2 separate regions of the Homo sapiens genome follow, and region 2 is linked to region 1. A link is an interaction called in ENCODE POLR2A ChIA-PET data of the cell type or tissue named here. Cell type or tissue: IMR-90. All regions are shown on one strand. Each heading gives the region's core, and the rest is flanking DNA. Links, peaks and the distances in the headings are about the cores only.

Region 1 (6,202 bases), core at 788-5,787:
ACACACACCCTTTGATCATGTTTAACCAACTCAATCATAGTACTGGTATTTAAATATGAAAAGTATTCTAAAAATAGTGAGTGTTTTTCGTCAGACCATACCTAAACTCTGTCAAGTTGGCATTACTGATGTTGTTCAAATTTAATTTGAGTTTCATAAAAAGGTAACTTATTCTCCAAAAGCTGACTCTGATTGTCAAAAGTTAATAACATAGTGTTGTCCCTGACTCCGATTCTCATTGTCCTATTCTCAATCGGGAAATGGAGGCTGGTGGAACCAAAAGTGGTACCATGTTCTAGAACTTTAGGCTGAGCTTGATTCAGAGCTGAACTTCCACGGCATCACAGAGCGTAGACTAGAAACGATTACAAACGGCAGAACACTATGAAGAGTTTCTAGGTCAGCGTTGCTGAGGTATTCCAAAGCCTTTTAATAAAATCCAAATAGAGTAAAATGGACTGCTTTAAACTGAATGTTCAGGACAGGAGTAGAAAGACAAGACCTAGACGATATCTTTGGAGTAGAGAAGATAATTTCACAGGCTTTTCAATAAAGTTTCTGTGGCCCAGGAAAAGCGGTGTTTGCTGATCCCTTAACATCTTGAGTCTAGAAAATGATCCTGACTACTATTGAAATTCCAGGATACTATATTTTCTTGATGGTCACAGCTTAAATTCAGTAAATTCCTTATGACCAAGTTATTTTGAATAGGTAGGTCTATGATAATTAGGTCTGCCTTAAAATCTGCTATTCTATTAAGTCTGGGATGGCATCCCAAAGAAAAGTAAATTATAGCCTCTAGTTACCATCTTGTCAATCCATATATGCAAGGCAATCCCTATCTCAATTGTTCTAATTCTTTAAAAAATAGATAATTAGTATTTTCAAGGCTAGTGTCTTATCTATAACATCTCTGGGTTAAAGGAGAGTCTAACAGCTCATGCTTCTAGTTTAAACATTAAAAAAAAAATCCTTGGAGAAAACCAACAACTCAACCAAAACATGAGCAAAAGATCTGAACAAACAGCTCATCAATGAATACATATTCATGAATACAGATGGCAAATACGCATGAGAAAGGATGCCCAATATCATACATCATCAAGAAATTTCAAATTAAAACAATAATAAGGACTCAAAAACACCTATTAGAATGGCAAAAATCCAAGACAGTGACACTAAATCCTTGTGAGGATGGGTGTACAAGAATACTCATTCATTGCTAGTGAGAGTACAAGATGGTACCACCTCTTGAGAGGCAGGTTTTTACAAAACTAAACATATTCTTACCATATAATCCAGCAATCATGTTCCTTGGTATTTACCCAAATCAGTTAAAAATGAATATCCTCACAAAAAAATGAACTTGTGTGTTTATAGTAACTTTCTTTATAATGTCAAAATATGGAATCAGTGAAGATGTCCATCAACAGGGAAATGGATAAACCGTGGTATATCTATATAATGGAGTATTATTCAGTACTAAAAAATAATCTACCCTGCCTCAAAAATACAAGAGGATCCCTAAATGCATATTACTAAGGGAAAGTAGTAAATCTGAAAAGGCTGTATACTGTTTAATTTCAACTATCCCATTCTGGAAAAAGCAAAACTAAAAGAATCCATGGTTGCCAGGATTTGGGGAGTAGAGAAAGGATAAATTGGGAGACCACAGACGATTGTTCAGGGCAGTGAAACTATTTTGCATGATAATATAATGGTAGATTCATGTCATTACACATTTTTCAATACACACAGAATATGTAACACAAAGAATGAACAGTAATGTCAACTATGGAGTTTGGGTGATAATGATGTGTCCACATTAGTTTAACAACTATAACAAATGTAGCACTCTAGTTGACTATAGGGATGGCTGAGTGTTTTAGGGAGGTGAAGTATGTGGAAATCTTCTGTACTTACTGTTCAATTTTGCTGTGAACCTAACACTGCCCTAAAAAATAAGTTTATCAACTAAAAATTAAATGAAGTGGCCAGGTACAGTGCTCACACCTGTTATCCCAGCTCTGTGGGGGGTCAAAGTGGGCAGATGGCTTGAGCCCAGGAGTTCCAGACCAGCCTGGGTGACATAACAACACCCTGTCTCTACAAAATCAAACAAACAACAACAAAAACACAATTAGCTGAGTGTGATGGCATGAGCCTGTAGTCTCAGCTACTCAGGAGTTTGAGGTGGAAGAATCACCTGAGACTGGAGAGATGGAGGCTGCAGTGAGCTGTGATCATGCCACTGCACTCCAGTCTGAGCAAAAGAGTGAGACCCTGTCTCTCTCTTACACACACACAAAATTAAATGAAGAAAGTCTTTGGGCCAATGAAAGAGCTCAATGAATCAATCATCTTCACACATTTCCAACATCATTCCATATTTTCAAATTGGTAATATGCACCAAGGGACTTTCTTGAACTCTCACTGCACACCTTGCATAATAGAAGTTGCATGTGATATTGCAAGTTGATCAACGTTTGAACTCGGTGAATCTGAGTTCAAACCCCAGCTATCTAACCTACTACCTAAGTAACTTCATGCTAGATGCATACGTTTTTTAGTCTTCAGATTTGTAGTTTCATGAGATTTCTATAAAGATTAAGTGAGATAATGTATTTGATATTTTTAGTATAGTTCTTGGTATATGCACTCAAAAATATTAAGTGTTATTGAGTGGCTAGAGAAAAGGGAAGCTGGACATAGTACATGTTTCTGCATATATCCTTCCTCCCACTCATACACACACACACATGCACACACACACACCTTTAGTGCAGGTGTTAACATGTGACAAGTGAAATCAGATTTTTCACGTTTAGGACAAATCTCTCATATTTCCTAAAAACGGGTGGTTCACATATGTAAGTTTATTCATTAAAAACCTTTATATTTTCTTTTTGGGCTGCATACTGGAGTCAGATGTAACCTACATGAGATCTTTGCTATAGAATATTAGCATTTTTTAACTTTTTAAAAACAGCTTTATTGAAATCTAATTCAACTATCATTACATCTATCCATTTAAAAATGGACAATTCAGTACTTTTTAGTATATTCACAGAGTTGCACAACTGTTACAAGCAGAATCCATTTGAGAACACTCTTATTCAGTTTGTCACCAAGTCCTCTACAACCTAAAGCAAACACTAATGTACTTTATGTGTTTGTAGATTTGCCTACTCTCTGGACAGTACATATAAAGGAAATCATAAAATATATGATCTTTTGTAGCTGGCTTCTTTAGCATGTTTTTCAAATTTCATCATGTTTTAGTATGTGTCAGTACTTCATTCCTTTTTATTGCCATATAATACTTTATTTTATAAATATACCACATTTTATTTACCATTCATCAGTTGTGTGATAATCAGTTGGGCATTTGATTTGTTTCCACATTTTAGCTATTATGAATAATGCTGTTATGAGCATTATGAATATAATACACATTTTACATGTAACACATATATATCAATATTATAGTTTATATATCTAATTGCTAGAAATCCCTTCTTAAAATTAGTTGAGATAGAGATGTTAAGTTACCTACCTGAAATCATTCACAAACTTCTAGCTAATGATGTATGTGCTATATATGTGACAGTAAAATAAATAGCCACTTTTTTTTTTTTGCTATTATTGAGTCTCCTATTTTCCATAGAAGTGGAGGCTAAAATCTACATTTCATATTATCCCCTGCAGCTAATCAGGGCCATGTAAGTAAGTTTTGACCAATGGATGTGAAAGGAAGCGCTTGAAACTTTTAGATCCTGCACTTAAAGATAAGGAGTATATTTTCTTTCCCTTTTTTTTCTTCCCTTCTGCTGGCTAGAGTGTAGAAGTGACAGTGGAAATGGGAGTAGCCATTTGGGACCAGGAGATGGAGACATTTTGAGAAGTGTTAGAGAACAAACAGAAAGGTCCTTGATCCCAAATAACATGCAGCTGCCATATCAGCTCTGAGCTGCTTAGTTCATACTCTGTTATATTGAGTCTTTCTGTTCAAGCAGCTGAAACTGTTAATAACTGCTAATAATGAAGGTGCCTCATCCACAAAAAAAGTTTCCATTCTTCATGATAACCTTTCACTATGCAAAAGCTGCTTTTTTTTGGTCTTGAGTATTAGCTACTCTAGAAACATTCTCTTCAATTCATTCAAGTGGATTTTTATATAATACTCTTCATAGACATCTCACTTTCCTGGACCATTGTTTATCAATGTTTCTCTAAAATTTTGTTGTTTAGAATGGAAATTACACTCTAGATCAAAACTATGAAAAGCAAAACAGATGATTCCTCTCAAGATAAGGAGGCAGTTCGATTGTGAATCAACTTATCTTTCAATCTCATGTATTTCTTCAATCAATCATTAGGCTGAGATCATATCGTACATACAATAGGATATGTGCAAGGACCTGGAGTAATCAAACACAAAAATACTCTGAATACTTATTGAGCTTGTGCTGAATTAAATATGTCTTTCTAGCCTGTACATCCACTAGGGTTCCCTATGTTTCATCAGAAAAATCAATAAATAAAAGACTTCACAGGCATTTCATACATGTAAAATTTCATTTTGTTCTTTGTTCATATGGGTCCAACCTGTTAAGTTCAACAGTTGGTCTTGAGACTTGAACATTGCCCTAGGAAAAGATAATTTTTTTTTTTACTGCCTTCAGATACTTCTGGAACTCAGAATGAATGTAGAACTACATTTCCAGGGTTGGTCTGCAGAGTAAAAATGGAATGATGTCCTAGCTCTCACCTTTTCTTCTCCATTCCTGCCATCACTGGAGCATCTTCTTGCCATATTTATGGCTTTGGACCTTAGACGTGGTGCTTGCTAGTATTCCATATTCTTGGTTTACACATGGCTCCTCTTCCTGCCACAGTTCCAAAGGATTGGGTGCTGGCAAGGATGTTATGAGTATAGGGTTATTTCCCTTGAGCCACTTATTATTCTCTTCTGCTTAAATTTAGGTTCGTTTTGAATGTCTCCTTTCTTTGCTTGTACGTTTTCCTTGAAAGCCCCTTTGCCAATAGTGTCAAATACTGTCATTTCCAATACATCGTTCCCTTTCACTCCTTTATGGGGGAACGAGGGCGAGAGATGGTTAACAACTGTTAGGCTGCAACCATTGAAACTAAAGAAAGCCACTGCAACACTGCTGTGAAGGAGCTTTCACCAGGAGCATGTGTGCAGTGGTGAGCAACTGTAAGCTCTCTTTAGCTCTTAATTACCCCCACACAAAGGACAGTGTTTGCTCCTCGTACACATGGGATTTACCCGCCTACTTTTCATTAGTGTTAATGGGGGTCTCTATGTATAAATCCTCTTTCCTTCTCCCAGTGTCAATGGTGGAATAGATGCCAAAAGAGCTTTCTGCTTTTTCGCTTACTGATTGGTTTCAGATGAAACACAAAAGCAAATCTCTGAGCTTGAGCCCACTCATCCTCCACACACAGCACTCCAGGCGCTATTAACACTCCTGAGGATTCTTTTCTCATTTGCTGGCTCAGGAGTGGCCAGAAACGATTGCACCATTGTGTACCCCCACCCCCTCCAAAGCCCTTGAAAATCACTTTTCTTTTTTCTCATATCAACTTGACTTATTCTATTCCTCTTGATACAAGTAGATCAGTATAAGGATCGAAAACCAAAAGTACACAAAAATACAAATTTTTCCTTCTTAGATCCCACACACTCTGTTTCAGCTTCCTTCATGTCCTCCAGGGACCCAGTTCCATTTCAATGTCCTACCTCACCTGAGCCTGTTTGCTGGAGAGTGAGGTCATCTTGCTGGTGCATTCATTCCCCCTAATCTATCCTTGAACTTTTCAGGATCCTCATATTTATGTCTTAATTAGTTTCAGGATTTCTGGAATCTCCAAATCCTCACCCAAATATTTAGCTCTCAGCTTAACAGCACATTATTTATTAGTAGGTAGGAACTGGCCAAGTTTCCATTAGTGACATACAGAGTTCTCTTCGTTGCTTTTCATGTTGGCCCTAAATCACACATCCTACTGTAATGACTTTCTTTTCTTTAATTTTATTGGTTGGCTTAAACCTCAGGATACTTATTGATGAAGTTTTTCAGCTACCTTGAGTGTAACATAGTGCAAAGAGTGTTGTTGGTTTCTCTGGCAGCAGTAAGAGGTTTCAAAATGAGAAAGAAGAAGGTCATACCAAAT
Region 2 (6,202 bases), core at 473-5,472, 130 kb after region 1:
TATATATATATATATATTTTTTTTTTTTTTTTTTTTTTTGAGATGGAATCTCGCTCTGTCTCCCAGGCTGAAGTGCAGTGGCACAATCTCGGCTCACTGCAAGCTCTGCCTCCCGGGTTCACACCATTCTCCTGCCTCAGCTTCCCGAGTAGCTGAGACTACAGGAGTCCGCCACCACGCCCAGCTAACTTTTTGTATTTTTTGTAGAGACGGGCTTTCACGGTGTTAGCCAGGATGGTCTCAATCTCCTGACCTCAGGATCCGCCCGCCTCGGCCTCCCAAAGTGCTGGGATTACAGGCGTGAGCCACCATGCCTGGCCAGTATTTTATAATTTTTATTATTGTTTCATATTATATTTTATGAACATACAATGAATTACATAGATGCTATTGTCAATGGATATTTGATTGTTTTCAGTATTTGGATTTATTTTAAAAAAGGACCTTTTTTGTTTTTTTTTGAGGCGGAGTCTCGCTCTGTTGCCCAGGCTGGAGTGCAGTGGTGCAAAAAAGGACGTTCTTATACAAAATTGCCATTACTTGAAAAAAACTGTTTTGGATATTTTTATTTACTTACGGATATTAACACATTCTTTTCTTGGCTCTGTACCTAAGAGCGGTATTGATGAATCATATGGTAGGCATACATTTAGTTAGCTTTAGTAGATAATTCCAAATATTTTTTCAGTCTGCCTGTATCAATTCGCACTTCAACCAACGATGTAATAGAACTCCGGTAGCTTCATGTCCTTGCTGCTTGGTACCATTAGACTTGTTAGTACTAGCCATTTTGGTGGTAGGAAAGGTACAGGCTGAGGTTTTAATTTGTTCTCTTCTGTTGAATAAATATGTTATGCTCAAAAGCCATTTGGATATCCTGTATTTTGAAGTGCCATTCGCGTTTTTGCCTAGTTTTAATTGAATTTGTTTTTACTTTTTTATGGTGGAATTTCTTTATTTATTCTGGATATAAGTCATTTATTAGATACATACATTGGAAGTGTATTTTTCTCAGTCTTTGAATTATCTTCTTGCTTTCTTAATGATCTTCTGATGAGAAGAAATTCTTAATTTTAATAAAATCCAATTATTATTATTTTTTTCCTTTTAGGGTTAGTTGCAAGCTGTTTACTCCAATGTCATGAAGATATTGTGCTATGTCTTCTCTTAGAAATGTTATTATTTTGTTACATTTAAATCTATGATTAATCTTGAATATTTTTGTGTATGATGAGAGTTAGGGCCTCAAGATTCACTTTTTCAAATTATCCTAGCATCATTTGTATAAAAGGCCATCTTTTCCACAACTGAATTGTAGTGACATCTTTGTTATTAATCAGGTGACAATATGTGTGGGCATCTATTTCTAGACTCTATTGTCTTCTTTTGTTTATTTCTGTATCTTGAGCCAATACCATAATTTATTTACTATTTAGTGTTTTACTATTTAGTTATTTACTATTTAGTGTTATACTAAATCACTGTGTGGTAGTATAGATCTTTCAACTTTGCTCTTCTTCAAAATAATCTTGGTTAATCTAGGTCCTTTAAATTTCCTTACATCACCTTGTTAGTTTACACATCACATACACACACACACACACACACACATTCATACACACACGCATATACACATAGTGTGCTGGGTTTTTACTGGGATCAAATTGATTCATGAAACTTAACATTGGCTGAGCTTTTTTGCTAAGTACTTTTTATTCAATAATTTTTGCAACAATTGTGTGATGTCGTTGCAACAGTTGTGTGACATTCATACTATGTTTATCATCATTTTACTAACGAGTAATCTATGCTTAGAGAGTGTAAAAAATACCCAGGTAAAGTCAGTATGCATCAAATAATACAGACATGATTGGCTCAAATACCTATTGCATAATTTCTTGAAAGGCAGTGCTTTTTTTAGAAGTTCTGTGAGATCTTTCATTTTGGAACATTGAACAAACAATTGAATAATGAATAAAATAAACAGTATGAATGTAATTCAAGACTATTTGCCCTTGGAGTTGGAGCATAACAAGGAGTTCCCAGTATCAGTTTAACACACTACTGGCTGTTTATGGTAGATAATAATTACATGACAAAATATATAATTTTAGATTATTAGTGATAATAAGAAATGGGCCTGTCACAAAAATAATTACCTTTCCCTTCAAGATAATATGACATAGCTGTGGCACTTAAGCTCATTTAGTTCTAAAGATCCTATGGCTAGAGATCTATTTCACCTTAATTTTAAAACAGGTCAGATAAGAAGAATATAAGAAAATATTTGGTATTTCTTCTTTTTTCCCTATTACTTGCTTGACTGAAGATACTGGGCAAAATTGGGAGAATATAATTATTTTTTCAATCTGTATTTATTGATCTTGATAACTTCAACCTTAGCATCCTCATTATACTAAAATAATCAGTGGGTGATAATTTTTGCTGCAAATAACATGCTAACAGATTTTCAAAAATAAAGTGTTTTCTGTTTCCCTTTTCTTCATGGGCCATTGCTGTATTTTCCACCTCCTTTATGTAATCATTTTAGTATCCAGTTGTGTCACAATGCCCACTGAATGTCCAAGGTTCAGCTGTGACTCAATCCATGACTACCTTCCCACGCAGTTTGCACAGTCAAAGACAGCATTCTTTGCTTTGAGGCTAACTAAAAAATCCTCATCGTCTGATTGTAAATTCTTTTGACAAGTTTTTTTGACCTAAATTTTTGACCAAACTAAATTAATATTAAGAAAATTAGAATAGTGAGAGCGCCTGATTTTCAGGACATTAAATTTCTCAATGGAGATAAATTTCTCAGTTACCATATAAATGAATACGGTATTTGACATAGACCTTCTTCTCTTTCTCATTTCATTTAACTTTATTCTTTTGAATGTGCTGATATGCTTGATTTTATTAAATCATTGGTTCTCAAGCACTTCCTTTAAGTTTCCTAAGGAAGGGCTTTATACCTCCTGAATCTTTCCCTTAGACTCTTTACCTTTACTCCCCAGCAGTAAACTTTGCACTTTTGTGCAAAATTCCATTATCCATATGGTAGAAAATATACCTTTTCAGTTAAGTCTGGTTTTAGGTGAACATTTTAATGGTTGTGATTCTGCATAGTTTTTTTTTTCTTGTTTTACTTTATTGGTTCTTGGGTGGGTCTAAGCATGTACTTCTATGTGTAAACTCCATCTTTGGAGAAATATTAACAAGGATCTTCTGGAAAAGGCTATCATTAAAAATCTTCTGAAGGTAAATACATGTTGCACCAGAGAGGAAATAATGAAAAGTGAATCTAAAATCTTCATTCAAAGCATACTTGACTACAGTTGACAACTATAAAGAAGCTCCCTTTGAAAATCGCAATCATTCTTCATGAGGGACGTCAGAGAGGGAAAGCTTGTCTTGTCTTGTCACTGAGCCTTCCTCAGTCCTTAGAACAGTGGCTGGGACATACAGTAAAGGTCACTTGTTGACTGATTAAATTTATTTTCCATTTATTGGATTGTGATCGTGCAGTCCAACAGAGGTTGGAGAAACCTTTACAATTAAATGTATCGTGGGGAAATGAGGGCCATGAATTTAGGTGGAAGCAAAATTGAGGAGAAAACTGAGTAAATTATTAAATAAGGTTGATCATTATTCTTCAAGTTCATCTGTTATTTAAGAAATAGCGTCTTCAGTAGGCAAGTACCTAATGAAGGCAGAGTTAGAAATGTAAAGCAAAGCAGTGATGAGAAAAACGTTGTCAGAAGCAGAAGATCATGTAGTTTCCAGCTAAAATGATCTTCTAATTACTGCCCCAAGAATCATACTGAGCTAGTCGTATAGGGAGAAACATTCCTGTATAATTCCTTAAAGTCCTTAAAAATCATCATCATTATTATTATTAAAATATTATTATAGTTACTATTTTTGAATATGTGAAGTATGGCAGGCATTGTGATCATCGCTTTATGTAATCATCACAAAATGTCCTGTGAATTATTATTCCCATTTGCAGAAGAAGAAACTGAGACAAAAATTAAATAACTTGTTTGAGGTCATACAGCTGGTAAATGTCAAAGCCATGACCAAGGTTTTCTTATGACAACACTAATGCTCTTAAGCACTAAAGAGCTTTGCATTATAAGAGTAAAATCTCTGACAATGTACGCTTTTCCCTCAAGATTTATCAGCTCACCTTAGTTTGACGTCACCTTCAATTTCATAAGTTTAATGTGTAGATTTTAATAATATAAATAAAAATGTTCCCATTGGATGGAAATCAAGCTTTCTCCACCAGCCACTCTACCCTTCTTTCAAAAGAACCCTAGGAACCCCTGGAGTCTGGGATCAAACTAATGCTAGGTTAGAGTATGTGGTTTAGAGTATTAGAAATAATGGAATTGATCAGTCATCCCCAGAAGTTTCAGCTCTGGGAACAGAGTCATCTTCAGTCATACGACCTAGGTCTCTATAAATAATGAAGTGGTGGGTGTATTGTGGTATGGGGGAAAAGCATCAGAACTGCATACTGATTTCTGAGAAGTTATTTAATCTTGAAAGAAACCAGGAACTTTTAAATGGTCTGTACTCTAGCCAGACTCCCTATATTATCTTCATTATTTATGAATTACTGGAATCTTAATACTTATTTTATACTTTTGTAAATCATCACCCTTCTACTCATTTCTTAATTATTTTACTATAAATGTGCATATTCTTATTCCTCAAGTTTCCTTCTGTTTTGCTTTGAAGAAATGTAATAATATTTCACATTACTGCCTTTGTCCCCAAGACATCTGCTTGGTACTAAGAATCCCAAGTTTGCATGAAGAAAGAGAAAATATCTGCTAAGTGGTGTTATATAAGCAAGTGACTTCTTTAATGGATCCTGGGCTATTCTTTGTCTTTAAGGAAAATAAACTACTACAGCCATTAAAGCTTTCTAACATTACTGATGCCTAGGAAGTGTTAATCTGCAATTAGTCAATTAAGTGATATTTTTGCTACACTGAGCATTACTGTTTGGTAGTTTGACAATCTGTCTGTTGAAAAGGGAAGACAGCCTTTTGAGAAAACTATTTGTAGTCACTGGGTAACATTGATTATCTATGTTTGCCAATGCCTGGAGAAAGGAAAATCATTATGAAAGACTCAGATTGCATATAATTATGTTGATAAATATGTTTGACAATGTTGAAATGTATTATTTCCCTTTACTTGAAAGAAAATTGTTTGCCAATCTAAGGAAGGGATAAATGACATACACAAGGCAGACTAACTCCTTCTTTATCTTTCTTTATTTCCCTGCAAAGCTAACATCTCTACTCCTCTGCAAGATGACCTCCTCCTGCATGCACACAGCAGCCACTGGCTCATAGCAGCCCGAGAGCCCCCAAATCCCTCTGAAAATTGCTGTGAAACAGAGGTTTGCCTCTCTTTCCTGAGAACCAGAATGAGTCAGAAGCCCAGTACACATGGGAACAGTTGAGCCTTTGGATCTTCTGTGCAGTTTCTCCTTTCTGATAAGTTATTCTTTTCTTGCAAATGATTCTCTCCCAGATAACAATCTGAGCAGGGAGGAAAAGAAGAAAGGGACAATTTGTCTATTGAGTCAAACTTCAGGCAGCATTTGATGTACCCTAGCCTTGGAAAAGGGCTAAAACTGCATTTAGTTTGTGGCAAATGTGAATTATCATCTTTCTATGTCAAGTTGTTCATGTCTTTTGATAACATAGCAGGTGATACTTACTCAGAGTATTAATCATGGCATTTAACCTACTCTGAAAGAAAACCAAAATACCCTTAGGGAGAGCTTCCATTACCAGGATATCCAATATTCATTTTGCCCTAAGTGCAACCTCCAAAGATGCAGTCCTATTTAAATAATCAATTCTTCTCAATCACCCCACCCAACAATGACTGGAAATTACCCCAAAGAAAAGAAGAATGGAATAATCAACTTTGAAAGAAAGCCCTTTTTATATTAAAATTGGAACTATTTTTTCTCACTCTCGTCGTTTATATTTTTCCGATACATATTGTAAGCAAACATATACATCAGTTCATATCACTCGTTGAATTTGTCAATCAAATCTAAACATCTATAGGGGACTGGTATTTGTTTAGCCAAAAGAAGCAAAATAAAGAGAAATAAATTATAAAAAGCAAGTTATAAATGTAGCTTAATATTTGTGATAATTTTATT

Evidence for each region. Peaks named below come from ENCODE experiments on the same cell type or tissue, not always from the same donor. Only the 100,000 strongest peaks of a DNase experiment are listed, where the experiment ranks them.
Region 2: POLR2A ChIA-PET joins it to region 1 with 6 read pairs; 2 of 35 experiments call an interaction of 5 or more read pairs at or near these places.

The regions. Positions count from the first base shown.
Region 1 is chr14:85,867,946-85,874,147 of GRCh38, forward strand. No RefSeq gene overlaps it. Among named protein-coding and RNA genes, the nearest start is that of LINC02328, 64 kb to the right of the region's middle. In IMR-90, for the core only: no CTCF peak of the experiment used is centred there; no DNase peak of the experiment used is centred there.
Region 2 is chr14:86,001,617-86,007,818 of GRCh38, forward strand. All of the region lies in intron 1 of LINC02328 (long intergenic non-protein coding RNA 2328), which reads left to right. LINC02316 (long intergenic non-protein coding RNA 2316) reads right to left here. Exons shown (of 5, transcript NR_184189.1): 5 at 5,277-5,564. Among named protein-coding and RNA genes, the nearest start is that of LINC02316, 58 kb to the right of the region's middle. In IMR-90, for the core only: no CTCF peak of the experiment used is centred there; a DNase peak (open chromatin) is centred at 2,605.